Linked DNA regions of Homo sapiens: region 2 is linked to region 1. A link is an interaction called in ENCODE POLR2A ChIA-PET data of the cell type or tissue named here. Cell type or tissue: Panc1. All regions are shown on one strand.

Region 1 (5,000 bases):
CTCTTATGAGTTAGTCACATGGTAAACAATGACAAAGCATTAAATGAGCTGCTCTTCTGATTGTAGCAAGTTTAATGGCAATTTCCATTTTACTTTATTTACTTAAGTGTACTTATGAGGCAGGGCGTGGTAACTTACTCCTATAATCCCAGCACTTTAGGAGGAGGAGCAGGGAGGATTGCCTGAGCCTGGGAGGTCAAGGTTGTAGTGAGCTGTTACGCAACTGCACTCCAGCCTGGGGAACAGAGCGAAACCCTGTATGAAAAAATAAAATAGGCCAGGTGTGGTGGCTTGTGCGTGTAATCCCAGAACTTTGGGAGGCCAAGGCAGGTGGATTACCTGAGGTCAGGAGTTCAAGACCATCCTAGCCAACATGGTGAAACCCCATCTCTACTAAAAATACAAAATTAGCCCAGTGTGGTGGTGCATGCCTGTAATCCCAGCTACTTGGGAGGCTGAGGCAGGAGAACTGCTTGAACCCAGGAGACGGAAGTCGCAGTGAGCCGAGATCATACCACTGCACTCCAGCCTGGGTGACAGAAAGAGGCTCTGTCTCAAAAAAAAATAAAATAAAATAAAATAAATGGGCTGGGCATGGTGGCTCACTCCTATAATCCCAGCACTTTGGGAAGCTGAGATGGGAGGATTGTTTGAGCCCAGGAATGTGAGACCAGCCTGGACAACCCAGTGAAACCCCAAAACCCCATCTCTGCCAAAAAAAGATACAAAAATTAGCCAGGCCTCATGGCTCCTGTGGTCCTAGCTACTTGGGAGGCTGAGATGGGAGGATCATTTGAGCCCAGGAGGCGGAGGCTGCAGTGAGCTGAGATTGCACCACTGCACTCCAGCCTGGGTGACAGAGTGAGACCCTGTCCCTATTTAAAAAATGAGATGTGCACTTATGGCCTTTGGTATATGATCCTTAACTTGTCTACAAAGGTAATTTGAGCACAACCTAGACCTTTAAATTACAATATTACCATGCCCTTTAACAAATGTAATTCTATACTATTAGGTTATCTCATATCACTGGCAAGCTATATGTACAATTCCTTTTCTTTTTTCTTTTTAGCCAGGACTAAAAGAAGTGGTAGAATCCTGTCGAGGAAAAAATCTTTTTTTTTCTACCAATATTGATGATGCCATCAAAGAAGCTGATCTTGTATTTATTTCTGTAAGTATTTTCCTTTGTTGTGTGAATTTTAATGTATTCTTGTCTATATAAAAGTTTCATCATACTTTAATAGTAAATCCATTGGTATTAAGCCTCAACATTGCTTAGTATAGAGTTGTCCGGTGAATTTTGGTTGTCACTTTGTCTGACAGTTCACAAAACCCCGTAATCATCTAGTCAAATATGTCATTACAAGTCATTGAACAAGTAAACTCAAAGTTCTAATTTGAGATTTAGAACTAGGAAATGGGCGGGTGCGGTGGCTCACGCCTGTAATCCCAGCATTGTGGGAGGCCAAGGTGGGCAGATCACAAGGTCAAGAGATTGAGACCATCCTGGCCAACATGGTGAAACCCCGTCTCTACTAAGAATACAAAAATTAGCTGGGCGTGGTGGTGTGCACCCGCAGTCCCAGCTACTCAAGAGGCTGAGGCAGGAGAATCGCTTGAACCAAGGAGGCAGAGGTTGCAGTGAGCCGAGATCGCGCCACTGCACTCCAGCCTGGTGATAGAGTGAGACTCTGTCTCAAAAAAAAAAAAAAAAAAAAAAAAGAACTAGGAAATGCTGGTAACATGAGAGCACATGTGATGATAGTATATTTCATATTTATTTCATTATTTCTTGTTTCCAGTGGTTGGCAGAGGTGAGATGAAGAAAATCAGTTTGCAAACTTACAGGCATCTCCTCTCTAAATGAATTTTACATTAATTGTTTGTAACTTGGCATATGTTGGTTAGATTATCAGGCTAACCAACAGACACCTTTACCTCATAATGTGGCTGAACTGTCCTACCTTTATAATGAAAAAAACAGAACCAACACTTGAGATTAAACTCTAGTAAACCACTATTTGAACCAAAGCAACTTACATCTTGCTGTCCTAGTAACCATCTACTCAAATATTCTGTATGTAATGATATAGCTATCACCAGTTGGAAGCTGAGTGAGGGTGTTATATGACTTAAGATCTTTACGAGCTGGGCATGATGGCTCATGCTTGTAATCCCAGCACTTTGGGAGGCCAAGGCAGGCGGATCGCTTGAGCATAGGAATTTGAGACCAGCGTGGGCAACATGGTGAAACCCTGTCTCTACTTAGCTGGCCGTGGTGCTGTATGTCTGTAGTCCTGACTACTTGGGAGACTGAGGTGGGAGGATTGATTGAACCCTGGAGGTTGAGGCTGCAATGAGCCATTATTGTACCTTGCACTCCAGCCTAGGTGACAGAAGGAGACCCTGTCTCAAAAAAAAAAAAAAAAAAAAATTCAGTCTCTTCTTTTTGACCTCCTTAATCACTTCAGAGAAATTGATGCAGCTTTTATGACTTACCTACCCATCCCCTATTTAAACTTGCAGAAAGTTAGAGTGGAGGCATAAAAAAATAAGAAAATATTTTGGAGTAGCTAGGTACCTGGAAAAAATCAATGAGTTACTTAGTCTAATTTTTAGGTGACCAGAGCCTAGAATGGTAATAGAATAATTTTCTGCAGAAAGGACATTTAAAAATAATCTGTTTTTGAATGCCAGACAGGAATTATTTTGTAGCAATCAGTTTTCAACTGTTGTTTTCAAAGCTCCTTTACCAGGGGAAGCTGTCTGATCATCTCCCATCTCTAGCCAGTTTCACCCTACATCATGAGCTGTCTTTGCCTTTCCGTACACCATTACATGTAACTCTTGCCCTAAGTTGTTCCATGCATGTAAACAACTTTTTCCTCCTGCTTTTCACACCTCAACTCAATCTTCAAGTTTTGATTTATTTTCACTTGATTCCTTTATTTAGTCTCCCATTGGGTTATAATCTCATCAAGAGAAGAGAGTTAGTACTACTTACTATTAGTTCAAAAATAATTCCTATTCCCTTTAAGTTTTAGACTTTTCAGAGCACTTTCATTTTTGTCAGAGCATTATAACATTCATGTGTTAGTTTTTAGAGAGCTCACTATCCTCATTTTCCAATGAGGTCACTGAGGCAGAGGCAGCCACACTTCTCCAAGGTTACATGTAATCCAAAACTAAATGCCTAGACTCTGGGCCCATGATTTTTTTTTTTTTTTTCTAAATGAAAGTCTTCGCCCATTGGCCAGGTGCAGTGGCTCATGCCTGTAATCCTAGTACTTTGGGAGGCTGAGGCAGGCAGATCACTTGAGGTCAGGAGTTTGAGACCACCCTGGCCAACATGGTGAAACCCCGTCTAAAAATACAAAAATTAGGCGGGTGTGGTGGCGCACTTGTAATCCCAGCTACTCAGGAGGCTGAGGCAGGAGAATCGCTTGAACCCAGGAAGCAGAGATTGCAGTGATCCGAGATCGCGCCACTGCACTCCAGCCTGGGTGACAGAGCAAGGCTCCATCTTAAAAAAAAAAAAAAAAAGCAAGTCTTTGTCCACATAGTATTCTATATCCTGAAGATGATAGGTAATGTCTAGCTTTAATGAACTCAGAAAGCATTTGTAAATGATATTGCAATATTTTAAAAGACTGTTGATATAGGACTGTAAAAATAGGGGAATAAGAAAGGAGGCCAGGTGCGGTGGCTCACGCCTGTAATCCCAGCACTTTGGGATGCTGAGGTGGACAGATCACCTGAGGTCAGGAGTTCGAGACCAGCCTGGACAACATGATGAAACCCTGTCTCTACTAAAAATATAAAAAAAGTGGTGGGGTGTGGTGGCGCATGCCTGTAGTCCCAGTTACTTGGGAGGCTGAGGCAGGAGAATCGCTTGAACCTGGGAGGCAGAGGTTGCAGTGAGCCGAGATTACACTACTGCACTCTAGCCTGGGCAAAGAACAAGACTCCATCTCAAAAAAAAAAAAAAGACTTTAAAACTTATTTTTAAGGACTATAATAATATATTATGTACAATAAAGAAAGGGAATAAGAAAAGGCTTACATTTCATTTCAGATTGTGAAGTCCTTTAGGATAACCGTCTCATTCATTTATGTATCTTCAGGGCTTAGCTGGAATCTGCCTGCCCTAGTTATCCGGCATATAGATAGTAGCTTCCTAACAAAAATTTATTGAATGAGTTCTCTAGATGCTTCAAGCTATTTCTTCTGATTATTATATTTATAAAATGTATTATTTCTATGGAACTAACAGAGGATTAAATCAGGGCTACTGATGATTGTTAACTCCACACTTTAACCAGTAGTTCAGGGTATATCTTGAAATCCCTATCTCACAGGCACTCTGTTCTTTATCCCATATACTTACATCAGGTGAATACTCCAACAAAAACCTATGGAATGGGGAAAGGCCGGGCAGCAGATCTGAAGTATATTGAAGCTTGTGCTAGACGCATTGTGCAAAACTCAAATGGGTACAAAATTGTGACTGAGAAAAGCACAGTTCCAGTGCGGGCAGCAGAAAGTATCCGTCGCATATTTGATGCAAACACAAAACCCAACTTGAATTTACAGGTATAAAAAATGAAGCATTAGAATCTGGTTATTCTTATGTAAATACTGATGTGTTAAAGTTGCCCATAATTAATTCTAGCTTAAAACTTTCCTTTGCATTGGGATTCTAGGTGCTGTCCAACCCTGAGTTTCTGGCAGAGGGAACAGCCATCAAGGACCTAAAGAACCCAGACAGAGTACTGATTGGAGGGGATGAAACTCCAGAGGGCCAGAGAGCTGTGCAGGCCCTGTGTGCTGTATATGAGCACTGGGTTCCCAGAGAAAAGATCCTCACCACTAATACTTGGTCTTCAGAGCTTTCCAAACTGGTTAGTATATAGCATTCAACTCTTCATTAAATTAAAGCCAAATATTTATTTATTTCAAGCCTGATAAACTACACAGATACTTTTTTAATAGTAGTA
Region 2 (5,000 bases), 96 kb before region 1:
ACTATAACCTCCACCTCCTGGGTTCAAGCGATTCTCCTGTGTCAGCCTCCTGAGTAGCTAGGATTACAGGTGCATACCACCATTCCTGGCTAATTGTTTTTTTTTTTTTTTTGAGATGGAGTCTTGCTCGGTTGCTCAGGCTGGAGTGAATTAGTGCTATCTTGGGTCACTGCAACCTCCACCCCCCGAGTTCAAGCAATTCTCCTGCCTCAGCCTCCTGAGTAGCTGGGATTACGGGTACCTGCCACCATGCCCAGCTAATTTTTGTATTTTTAGTAGAGACGGGGTTTGGCCATGTTGGCCAGGCTGGTCTCGAACTCCTGACCTCAGGTGATCTGCCTGCCTTGGCCTCCCAAAGTGCTGGGATTATAGGCGTGAGCCACCGTGTCTGGCTGGATGAATTAATTTTACCAATCTCCTGATAGGTATAAGATTGTTTTGATTTACACTTCCATTTTTTATTTGCTTATTGGTTCTGTATTTTCCTGTGAATGTAATCTTCGCTCACTTTTCTTCTAGGTTGCCATTTTCATACTGATTTTTTCAGAGTTCTCTGTAAATTAAGGAAACTAGCCCTGATATTGCACATGGTTTTTCAAGTTTGTTGTATTTTCATTTTATGGTGTATTTTTGGTTTTATAGAAACTTTTATTGGTTTTGGTTGTTAAAATTATTGGTCCTTTCCTTCATGGTTTCTTGGACTTATATTCTATATGTATCCCAGTCATCTTCTTGTAGTTATGTATGTGTGCCTTTTTAAAATTAAAATTTATATTTTAGAAGTCTTAATGCATAAATACATACTCATAAGAAATGTAAAAATTGACAACGAAACTCTAGTCCCTAAAATTTTATTCTCTTCCCCAGAGCTATTCACATATTAAGTCTGTTGTATGTTCTTTCAGTTTTTTTTTTTTTTTTAAGAGACCAGGTCTAGTTCTGTCACTCAGGCTAGAGTGCAGTGGTGTGATCATAGCTCACTATGGTCTCAATCTCCTGGGCTCAAGCGATCCCCCTACTTCAGCCTCCAGAGTAGTTAGAACTACAGGTACACGCCACCACACCCAGCTAATTAAAAAAAATTTTTGTGTGTGGAGATGGGGTCTTGCTATATTGCTCAGGCTTCCAGTGCTTTATGTATGTGTCACAGTTTACTTTAAAAAAAAAGACAATCACCCTGCCATTTATTAAATAATCCATGATTTTAAATGGCACCTTTTGCATATTTTCAATTTCAGTAAAATCATGGGTCAATTTGTGGATACTGTGTTCTAATCTGTTGCTGTAGTTGACTAATTTTATGTGTGACTTCATTTTTAAAAGTTAAATTGGACCAGGCGCGGTGGCTCACACCTGTAATTTCAGCACTTTGGGAGGCTGAGGAGGGAGGATCACTTGAGCTCAAGAGTTCAAGACCAGCCTGGGCAACATAGGGAGACCCCGTCTTTACAGAAAATTTAAAACTAGCAAGATGGGGTGTGTACCTGTGGTCCCAGCTACTTGGAAGGCTGAGAGGGAAGGATCACTTGAGCCTGGGAGGTTGAGGCTGCAGTGAGGTGTGTTCGCGCCACTGCACTCCCACCTGGGTGACAGAGCCAGACACTGTCTCAAAATTAAAAGTTAAATCACTCATGCGTCTAGAATTTATTTTGGCATAAGGAATGAGAATAGGGAGGGAGCTAACACCATTTATGAAATAATTTGTCTTCCTTCCAGTGATTCAATATGCTGTCATTAAAATATCATTCTCCAAGGAGCCCCGCCGTTGTCGCTGATCTGTTGAAAGAGCATTTTAACTAGGTTCCCTCTACCTACTGTGGCTTCCCTTTTCTCAGTTTTCTATCGTGCAGCTGAGGTGGTCTTTTTAGAACACACCAGGATGAAAGCACATTGCTTCACATTGTTCTTCACATTGCTCTTGGGGTAACGACCTAATCATGAACATAGCCGGAAAGACCCTTTGTGGCATGACTCCCTCTGACCTCTCCTGTGTCATTTTAAACCACTTTGCTATCCAGATTCTAGCACAGTGTGGCTTTCTTTCAGTTCCTCCAACATGTCATACTCTTACTCATAAAGGACCTTTGTACTTCTTTTCCCTTTGTGTCTAGAATGCCCTCAACCCCCAAGTCTCACACCTTCTACTTCTACCTCTCCCTAATGTATTTAACTCATTCCTTCACTCTCAACTTCTAGTTAATTTCTTCAGTAAAATCTTCCCTGACTCTCCGGATGAGTTTAGAACATGTATATGCTCTCTAGGCACCATTTATGTAACAGCTTTTTTGAGATATGATTTACATACCATACAATGCACCCGTTTAAAATGTACAATACAGGCCGGGCACGGTGGCTTATGCCTCTAATCCCAGCACTTTGGGAGGCCAAGGCGGGCGGATCGCTAGGTCAGGAGTTCGAGACCATCCTGGCTAACATGGTGAAACACTATCTCTACTAAAAAAAAATACAAAAAATTAGCCGGGCATGGTGGCACGCGCCTGTAGTCCTAGCTAGTCTGGAGGCTGAGGCAGGAGAATGGCTTGAATTCGGGAGGTGGAGGTTTCAGTGAGCCGAGATCATGACACTGCACTCCAGCCAGGGTGACAGAGCAAGACTCCATCTCAAAACAATACATAAAATAAAATAAAATGTACATTACAGTGTCTTTTAGTATATTCACAGAGTTGTGTGATTATCACCATAGAACAGTTTTTTCAGCCCCCCTGAAAGATCCTATACACATTAGCAGTCACTCCCTATTTCCCCTGCAAACTTCCCAGCTCTAGGCAACCAGAGTGATTGTTTTTAATGGGGTAAAATATAACAAAATTTGCAGTTTTAACCATTTTTAAAGTGTACAGTTTGGTGACATTAATTACATTCACAGTGTTGTACAATTATCACCATCATTTTGAAAACTTTTTTATTACCACAGATAGAAACTCTTTAAGCAGTAACTTCCCATTCCTTTCTTCCCTAAGTCCCTAGAAGTCACCATTCTACTTCCTGTCTCCATGAATTTGCCTATTCTAGCTAGATATTTCATATAAATGGAATCATAGCATATTATTTTTTGTCTGGCTAATTTCAGTTTGATGAATGTTTTCAAAGTTCATTCATGTTGTAACATATCAGAACCTCATTCCTTTTTACAGCTGAATATCCCCATTGTATGTGTATACCACATTTTGTTTATCCATTTTTCACTTGATGGACACTTGGGTTGTTTCTGTCTCTTGTCTATTGCAAACAATGCTGCTCTGAATATTTGGTAAACAAGTATCTGTTGAAGTTCATGTTTTCTTTTTTGTTGTTGTTTATAAATACAGACAGGGTCTTGCTCACCGTGTTGCCTGGGCTCAAGTGATCCTCCCACCTCAGCCTTCAAAAGTGCTGGGATTATAGGCGTGAGCCACCATGCCCAATCTTGAGTCTATGTTTTCAAATCTCTTAGGTATATACCTATGAGTAGAATTGTTGAGTCTTATGATAATCTGTGTTTAACTTTTGAGGAACTTTCAAACTATTTTCCACAGCAGCCACACCACCATTTTACATGAGGGTTGTATGAGGGTTCTAGTTTTTCTACATCACTCATTTTCCATTTTGATTATAGCCATACTAGTAGGTATGAAGTGGTATCTAATTGTGGTTTTGATTTGCATCTCCCTAATGATTACTGACTTTAAGCATTTTTAATATAATTATTAGCCATTTGTATATTTTCTTTGAATAAATGTCTGTTCAAGTTCTTTGCCATTTAAAAATTGCTTATCTTTTGTTATTGAGTTATAGAAATTCTTTATATGTTGTGAATACTAAACCTTTATCAAACAGATGATTTGCAAATATTCCATTCTGGGAGTTGTCTTTTCACTCTTTCGTTTATCTTTTATAGCATTTATCAGTTTGTATTTATAATTTAAAAAACATTTAGATTAGTATCTGTGTCTACTACTGGAATGTGAACACCATTAGGGTAAGAACTATCAGTTTTTGCTTACTTTAAATTTCTTTTTTATTTTTACAGAGATGAGGTCTCACTATGTTGCTCAGGCTATTCTTGAACTCCTGAGCTCAAGTGATCCTCTTGCCTCAGCCTCCCAAACTACTAGGATTACAGGTGTGAGCCACCATGCTCAGCCTACTTTTAAATTTCTAATAGGCTTAGCATAAGCACTAAATATTTTTGAGTGAATTTATGTTAATCACTCAATTTTTAATTTTAAGTTAATTTATGAATTGTTTTATTGATCTGCCTATTCCACCTTTTAACCAGAATGGTTTTCCATGGCTAATGCTGTATATAAGCATAATTTTACTCGTTATTGAGATATAATTGATAAACAATAAACTATGCACATTTAAATATACAATTTGATAAGTTTTGATGGATGTGTCCACAATTCACATATATTAGACCATTTGAAGTTGTCCCACAGCTCACTAATGGCCTATGTATGTTTTTGTTTATTTTTTTCAGAGATGGGTTCTCACTGTGTTGCTCAGGCTGGCCTTGAACTCTTGGGCTCAAATGGTCCTCCTGCCCCAACCACCCAAGTGGCTGGGACTACTGGTTTATCCACCCCTTTTTCTATTATTTCATTTTTGATAGCTACTGTTATTATGTCTTCAAGTTCAGTAATCTTTTCTTCTGTAATGTCTCCTATGCTGTTAAACCCATCTGGTGTATTTTTCATTTCGGACACTATTGTTTTTATCTCTACCAGTCCAGTTGGATGATTTTACTATCTTTAATGTCTCTCCTTAATATAGTCATTCTTCTAGTTTCTTCTCCCCAACTTAGGGATACCACTGGGCTCTGGTCTGGGTTTTCCCACCACATACTTGGAACTAGAGTCTCCTCGAGGCAGTAAACTGGGCCAGTGATAGGGCTCATCTCATTTGTTTTTCCGTCTCTCAGGTGTCACTATTCTTTGTAGCCTCATGTTCAATGTCTTTTTTTTTTTTTTTTTTTGAGACGGAGTCTTGCTCTGTCG

The links. Peaks named below come from ENCODE experiments on the same cell type or tissue, not always from the same donor. Only the 100,000 strongest peaks of a DNase experiment are listed, where the experiment ranks them.
Region 2: POLR2A ChIA-PET joins it to region 1 with 11 read pairs; 13 of 35 experiments call an interaction of 5 or more read pairs at or near these places.

Annotation. Positions count from the first base shown.
Region 1 is chr4:39,510,257-39,515,256 of GRCh38, reverse strand. It overlaps UGDH (UDP-glucose 6-dehydrogenase), which reads left to right. Exons shown (of 12, transcript NM_003359.4): 3 at 1,073-1,174; 4 at 4,396-4,596; 5 at 4,707-4,904. Among named protein-coding and RNA genes, the nearest start is that of UGDH, 15 kb to the left of the region's middle. RefSeq lists cis regulatory regions at 1, 29-39 and enhancers at 1-67, 1-106, 1-248. In Panc1, no CTCF peak of the experiment used is centred here; a DNase peak (open chromatin) is centred at 56.
Region 2 is chr4:39,606,618-39,611,617 of GRCh38, reverse strand. The region is part of intron 1 of SMIM14 (small integral membrane protein 14); the gene reads left to right. Among named protein-coding and RNA genes, the nearest start is that of SMIM14, 30 kb to the left of the region's middle. RefSeq lists enhancers at 1,598-1,797, 2,038-2,137. In Panc1, no CTCF peak of the experiment used is centred here; no DNase peak of the experiment used is centred here; H3K4me3 peaks cover 320 bases; H3K27ac peaks cover 4,393 bases.